Regions from separate parts of the Mus musculus genome. Here all the other regions are linked to region 1. The links are chromatin loops, found by intact Hi-C in ENCODE. Cell type or tissue: heart. All regions are shown on one strand.

Evidence for each region. A loop is a pair of places that touch in the nucleus more often than their neighbours do. Peaks named below come from ENCODE experiments on the same cell type or tissue, not always from the same donor. Only the 100,000 strongest peaks of a DNase experiment are listed, where the experiment ranks them.
Region 2: a loop joins it to region 1, with 2.2 times the contacts of the local background. A loop is called at or near these places in 2 of 42 quality-filtered maps.
Region 3: it touches region 1 in a loop (4-fold over the local background); 13 of 42 quality-filtered maps call a loop at or near these places.

The regions. Positions count from the first base shown.
Region 1 is chr1:193,448,641-193,451,140 of GRCm38, forward strand. No RefSeq gene overlaps it. Among named protein-coding and RNA genes, the nearest start is that of Gm31753, 29 kb to the right of the region's middle. RefSeq lists an enhancer at 689-1,545. In heart, a CTCF peak has its summit at 1,087 (motif pointing right); a DNase peak (open chromatin) is centred at 861; H3K27ac peaks cover 2,141 bases.
Region 2 is chr1:193,503,102-193,505,601 of GRCm38, forward strand. No RefSeq gene overlaps it. Among named protein-coding and RNA genes, the nearest start is that of Mir205, 3.2 kb to the right of the region's middle. In heart, CTCF peaks have their summits at 1,006 and 1,205; no DNase peak of the experiment used is centred here; H3K27me3 peaks cover 562 bases.
Region 3 is chr1:193,384,873-193,387,372 of GRCm38, forward strand. No RefSeq gene overlaps it. Among named protein-coding and RNA genes, the nearest start is that of Camk1g, 16 kb to the left of the region's middle. In heart, a CTCF peak has its summit at 1,444 (motif pointing right); a DNase peak (open chromatin) is centred at 1,459; H3K27ac peaks cover 766 bases.

The DNA.
Region 1 (2,500 bases):
GAGCCCTAGGGATCCTCTTGTTGCCCCACCCCAGTGCTGGGACCATAGGCCCACCATAATTGTTGGTCTACCTCAGTGCTGGGACCATAGGCCCACCACAACTGTTGGCCCAACCCAGTGCTGGGACCATAGCCCATCATAAGTCCTGTACTGTTTAGTTTTGTCAACTTACACAAACCTAGTCATATCTGGGGAGAGGAACTGCAACTGAGAAAACACCTCCATTGAATTGGCCTATGGGTACATCTGTAGAGCATTTTCCTGATTAATGATTGATGTGGGAAGGCCCAGCCCACTGTGGGTGGTACCATCCCTAGGCAGGTGGTTCTGGACTGTATAAGAAAGGTAAGATAACTGTGGGCCTAAGAACAGCCGCTAAGCAGCACTCCCACATAGTTCCTGCCCCTGCTCCTGCTTGAGTTCCTGCCCTGACTTCCTTCAATAATAGTCTGAGGTAAGGATGTATAAGCCAAACAAACCCCTTCCCCCAGGCTACTTTGGGCCGTGGTGGTTATCACAGCAATAGAAGGCAGACTAGGATAATGTTCAACTTTTACCTGGGTGTGAGACCAAACCCAGGCCTTCATGCTTGTGTGACTTTATTGATTTTTACATGCTTTATTGGCAGTCCTGACTGAACAGCCCTTTAATGTCTTAATTTCCTCACTGCTGAGAGGAGGGACCTTGAGCATGTTGACATTTTCAGGTTGGTCCTGCAGAACAATACACGGAATCAGAATTGCTGCTTGGTAAGATGTAGATCCCCAGCGCTCCCTACTCCAGTCAGAGTCTCTGGCAGGGAAGGAACTCCAGTCTGTGCTGTAATGGCTTCCTGGGACTATGCCAGTGCCTTCCTTATCTAGCATTGTGCTGTCAAGTGGCTCTCCAGACAGACTGAAGTGCCAGTTAGCTGGTCAGTGGAGATGGCTGCCAGTGCCTGGGGTAGGAGTTGGGAGTCCTGGGATGATGATGGAAGAGTTTGTGGGATTCCATCAGGCCAGTGAGGTTGAAAGTTGGGCTTCCTTAGTCATGACAGGAGATACAAATCTGCCGGAAAAATCCATTTCCTCTTATGTCCACAAGGGGTCAGTAAAACATCAGGTCTGTCTTTGTTTAAATTTCAGAACAAAAGAATTTTGGCAATGCAGGACAGGCCAGATAAGCCTTATTTATGGCTAGCTTCCCAGCTTCTGAGCGCCTCTAAGAATCACTCTTTTCGGAGGGAAGTGCATTAGCCCACAGGCCTGAAAACTTACTTTCAACCTTTTCTAAAATAACTGTCCTGGGGGCTCCGGAAGTCACTTTAAGATAGAGAAAATTCCGAGCCTTGTATTTCCTGAGGGTGTCTCTTTAGAGTCGTTCAGGATGGCTGGGCAGCTGCTGGAGGGCCTGTAGCAGAGTTGTTAGGCAGAATAGTTGGGCAGCCACCTGAGGACCTAGGGCAGGATTACTAGCCCAGTTTTGGAGGCTCTAAGAGGCTACAATACCTCACTGAAGATGCAAAGTATTGGAACTGAGTCAGACACCATCTGCTACCTCTTTGTCCAGGGCCATCTTCATAAAACCCTGGTTGTCTTTTATTATCACCTTGTCTGAGTTCAGAAGTTTTTTGTTTTTTTGGTTTTTTCTTTCTTTTTTTTTTCTCTTGCTCAGTTTTCCTTCATTTAGAAGCACAGCCACAGGGTGAACATGGAAGGGCCTGATGTACCATTCCCTTCCTGGGCTTTTGTGCCTCCCTGACATAAGATCTGAGAGCTATCCACAGTGACTGATGCACCCCAGGTGATCGCCTAGGGGCGTAGAGCTTTGAAGGTCCTTCCTCCTGTCCCCACGCCCTCCTTCCCTCCTGTATGCTGGTGGCTAAGGACAGATGAGCTACAAATCTGTAAAGTGCCAGGTCACAGAATTCTGTAAGCGCCAGACACTTGACTCCAAGAGCTCGTAACGATCAACACTGGTAAACTCATCAATTAATTAATCAGCTTGTTTGCCAGACCTCACAAGAGGAACTCTGACACACTGGGCATTTTCCTGGGCATGGGTGTTTCATAGCCGAATATGATGTGGGCTTTGCTACGAAGGAAATATGTTTCAAGCAGAGTTTCAAGCAGAGAATGTCAAAGATAAAATCAATGGCCCTGGTGCACCATGGAGAGGGTTGTAGTGGGAAGATAAAGGAACATGACATGAAGCCTCTCCCACCTGGTGGGGGAAGAGCTGACAAATGACATTTCCTAAGCATCCATGAGAGAATCCATGTGGGGTTAGTGAGGGGTGGTTTGAAAGACAAAGTTAGGAAACCTCTCTGTACATACACCTGGGCCACATTCCCTCACAGAGCCCCTGTAGCTAAGCAACGTGGTGGCCCACCCCTATTCGACAGGATGATGTGTGTGTGTGTGTGTGTGTGTGTGTGTGTGTGTGTGTGTGCAGGCTCCTTGAGAAGGACTGAATGAAGCAAGCCTTCCTGCTCCCTCGGTCTCTGACTGCTTGTCTCTGC
Region 2 (2,500 bases), 54 kb after region 1:
AAGTCCACCTAAAATGGGGAAATGGTCTCACTCTGTTGTTACTGGCTTGAGAGGGTGTGTGTGTGAGTGTGTGTGGGGGGGTAAAGCCACTTACTCCAGAGGAGCTGAGAGATGCAGGGATGGAAGGCAAAGCCTGCCTCCAGGTCTCTCAAATTTTGCTATTAGGCAACACTCTAAAAAGTTCTAGCATTTCCCAGCAGGCCAGCACTGAGGACCAAGTCTCTACACTGGCCTGTGGGGACAATGTAGATCCAAGCCCCAATGCACTGTCTGATTTTCACACCAGCAGAGGGGATGGAGTAATGGTCCCAGTGCCAACTCCAGAACAGAGAGCCAGGCCTGACTTTTAGCTCCACTGTTTACAGGCCGACTTCACGCCAGTCCCTCACCCTCTGTCACCTATAAACCTGAAATGTCAATTGCATCTGCTAATGGCTGGGAGCATTAAATTATGCTATGGACACGAAGCACGAAGCGTCTGGCTCTTCACGGGCCCTTGACATTATTGTCATTATTCCTACTTGACAGATAAGGAAATTGGGTCTCAAAGAGGTTAAGTGGCTGGCCCAGAGTCTGGTGGCTAGATCAAATTGGCACCAGATCTAATCTGACCTCTCTTAACCACTCACATGCTGACTCAGAAGCTTGTGGGTGGCTGCTGGCTACTGCTGGGCACAGCATTACTGAAGCCTACCTCAGTGAGCACCTCTCACCTGGATTCCCTTGGCATGGTCTCCTTCCAGATATTTAGCTTGGAGAGTTCTTTGAACTTGCATCTACTTGCAACACGAGGAGGCAACTGTACCAGTCACCCCATGTATTTGTTCATCTATGGGCTCACTACAGTTGTTCTTAGACACCTGTGTTTCTCAGATATAGTTAAACACAGCAAAAACTGAAGTCACTTTCTGCCACAGGTCATCTTTATTGTTGCTTTGGTGTAGGGTGTGTGTTTACCCCTCCCTGCTGTTTCTCCATGTTAGAGGGTTCACTGCAGTGTAATTCCCCTACTTCCCACCAGGTGTCCCACCCTTCCCTGATATCTGACAATCAACTGGGAAAGGAAGACTTGAAGAGGTGGTAGGAGGTAGGATTGAAGGAAGGGGGAGGGGGTGGGGGAGGTAAAGAGACATCCAGATGCTGCGTCTTATCTGCAGACAAAAGGAAGTGTTTGCCTTGTTCTTCTTTGATGCATAGTCGGATCTCTCCAGAAAGCCTAGAGAAGTCACCTTAATTCAGGGAGCTTCTATTTCTGTTAGGGAATTGGTGTCTGTCTGACCAGTCCCTTTCATCTCTGAGCTGGAGACTGCAATCTACAGTCACAGCATTCTTCTTCAGAGCCCTCATAGCCTCCCCTCCTTTCTGGCGCTCTCCTTCTTCCAGGGTCTGATTTAAAAAAAAAAAAAAAAAAAAAAAAAGACCAGAAGTCCTGGCTTCACCTGCCCTCAATATTCTTTGAGTCAGGAAAGGTCAAAGGCCAGTGTGTGACAGTGGCACTAACTAGTGTTCCTGCAGACATTAACCTAATTTGTCTTCATTTCTTATGTTAGTATGGCAGCAACTCTTCCTCATTCTGAAGCAAGACTGTCATACACTTCTCCCGGGTGTTTTTCCCGCATGCAAGCAGCAAAGTGGGGGATTTGCGCTAGCTGACAAAACTGTAGTGGCTAGAACCTTTACAATTCTAAGAAGTCCTGCACATCCCAGCAGGTGGTGAGCTCTTTCTTACAAGTCATTGGCCCCACCTTCCTTTGTTTTAGAAGATCCTGCACACCTAGGAGAGGCTGGGTCAGGAAAAGGATAGCCTATGGTCTTTCTCTTCAGTATTACCTTTTGTCCTGGGGCTCTCTGGAGCCCCCTCAGCCTCACTGTTGACACTGGATAGTTCCCAAGGCTTAAAGAAACAAGGTGAGCATGGACCTGCAAGCTGGCAGGTTGTTTCTCACTGGGTGATCTGCTGAGGGTAGAGTGTGTTATCTTTATTTACTACCAGCTTCGGCAATGGCAGCATGGGCTGTTTCCCCCTCCCCCCAGCCCCCATTGAAGACCCTGATTCTGTGTCCTGCACCTCATTATGTGCACAGCTTTTAATATCCAGAGAGTTTTTGCTAATATACATTTTCATGTGTACTGGGAACCCAGAGCTCAGACACAATGTATTATTGATAGGATTGTAATTTACTCCTCTTGGGTTGTATCTACAGTGTATACCATTAGCACAAAATATTAAATTACCAATGGTTGTATATATTTGTCTACTCGAATCTGGCTCAATGATATTTGCTTTTCTACTCAATAAAAGACCATGAATACAGAAAGCTGGATAATACTATTTTTGTTGCTGCAGTTGCATGGGAGTTTTGATTACACTATGTATTCAACATTGTGCTGAGCCATGCTTTGCAGCTAGGACAGGACACGTAGAAGACTGGGAGTTTAGATGGGAGGATGGGTGGGCAGTTCTCTCCAGCTCTTGACTCACACTGCTTCCCTGGCAGGC
Region 3 (2,500 bases), 64 kb before region 1:
CAGGGAGTCCTCTTGTCTCAGGTGCCCTATTAAGAGACCTGCATGCACGCAGGCCGGTACTGTTTAAAGCCCGGTGTTCTTCTATACTTCTTCCCATTGGTAAAGAGATTCAGTATCAGTTTACTTGGAATATTTGGCAACCATTTCCTGAAATTGAACATACCACCTGGACATCTGATCAGTAACCGTTAAAGGATGAATCATGTAGCCGGGAAAGACAGTTCAGTGAGTAAGAGTGCTCGACGTGCAAATGTGAGTTCCTGATTTCAGATCCCAGCACCAAGGGGAAGAGCTGAACAAGGCCACCTGTGTGCCTCTAACCCTATGCTGGGGGATGGGGTGGCAGAGACAGGAGGATTACAGGGGTTCACTGGCCACTGGCCTAGTTAACAAACAAAAGCTACAAAACCCATACCCAATACCACATCTTCCTCTGGCCTTAGTGTGAGTATGGGTAGGTACACTCATCCTTGCAACACACACACAGATGCACAGGCTCACATACGCATGCACACACACACACACATGCAGATGTGCATGCTCACATGCACACACACATGCATACACACATGCAGATGCGCATGCTCACATACACACAATGCAGATGCGCATGCTCACATACACATGCATACACACACAGAGATGCACATTCTCACATACACATGCATACACACACATGCAGATGTGCATGCTCACACACACATGCACACACACAGAGATGCACATTCTCATATACACACGCATACACACACATGCAGATGCACATGCTCATATACATACATACACACACGCAGATGCACACGCTCACACACATGCATACACACAGAGATGCACATTTTCACATGCACATGCATACACACACGCAGATGCACACGCTCACATATGCATGCATACACACATGCATACATACACACATGCTGATGCACATGTTCACATACACGTGCATACACACACAGATGCGCATGCCCACATTCACACACATGCAGATGCACATGCCCACATGCACATGCATACACACACACAGAGGGAGAAATGTTTCTAGTTGCTGATGTGTCTGAGTCATTGGCTCATTGCATACTAGTTCACTCCTTGCTTTATCATTGGTCTTAACCCCAAGTCTTAACCCCTGTTTCACCAAGGCAGCTTGGAGCTTTGCTCCACACATATCCCTAGGTCTGTGTTTCCCCAGCAGAGACTCAGCAAACAGCTATTAGAAGACAATGAAGCAGCAAAGACACTGGCTGGCCTGGCACGTTGTCTGGGCTCTGCTGGTCCCAGATGGCGCTCTTTACAGTGTCTGTAAAGTCCTAGGAAATCTGAACAGATTGCTACAACAAAGTGGGGCAAAGGGGAGACAAAGGACAAGGCTGAGAGGAAACAAGTTAACTCAAGCCCTTTGCTGGGCAGAGCGGCTTCAGAGACATGACAACCTGTGGTCAGTAGAGGGCAGTGTTGCCTCAGCGACTATTTTAATAACCACTTGGCCAGGCTCCAGCTGGCTCTCCAGAGCTTTGGCAGGATTGCTGGAATGGACAGAGGCCAGCCGGTCTGTCCATTTGAACAAAAGCAATAAAGAAGATAGACACCTGTGTACTTACCGTCTACATCCCATATTTCCTGTATAAAGCTTTGGCTTTTCTGTCTATCCTTCCTGCTGCTGGGGAGCCCACCCACCTTGGTGGCCACAGCAAGCGATGGGATCTTTGTTTAGTAAAGTATCTCTTTCTTTCTGCACTGTTTTGATTTTAGCTTCTGAGAAAGGGTTTAACTAGATAGCCAAGGCTGTCCTGGAACTTGTGACCCTTCAGGGTCTCCCTGGAGTGCTGGGATTGATTGCAGGGTGCCTCACTGTACCTGGCAGCATCTTTCTGGATGCCCATTATATTCTTGCTGTGAAGATGTGTCCTCCAAGCTTCTGCCTCACTGGCCCTTTCCTTCCTGGCCTCTCCATCTCCCATGTACCTCCCTCTCTGCTCTGCCTCCATATCTGCATGAGAGTGGGTGGTCTGGCTTGTGGGACCAGGTACAAAGCAATAAGGAGAGAGAAGATATGTCCTGTAGGAGCTTCCCATCTCAGGGGGACAAACTCACAGTAGCAGCACCCAGAGGAGCAGAATGGAAGAGTCTCTGCCACACTATGACCAGAGGATGAAGGCAGCTTGGCACAAGGCTCTGCTATTCTCCAGGATTTCCTTAGAGCTTTCTAGAAAACATCTCCTGCACATATCCAAACATCCTGCAAGTATTTCCAAGAGCCATTTCTTTGGTTGTCCTATTTGAGGTTCCTCAGCCCCTCCAAGATGTCTCAGTGATGCCAGACATGGTCCTCCACTTGGGAGGCAAACATCTAAGGCTCTGGGACTTGGTGATGAGCTCTGCAAACACTTGGTTTAACCAGATGCAGGGTGCCCCCTTCCAGGAAGGAGGCCATTTTCTACCACTAGGTTTCTAGAAGCCAGCATGTAGATATGGAAGCAGAGAGGACTGCCACTAGCCAGGC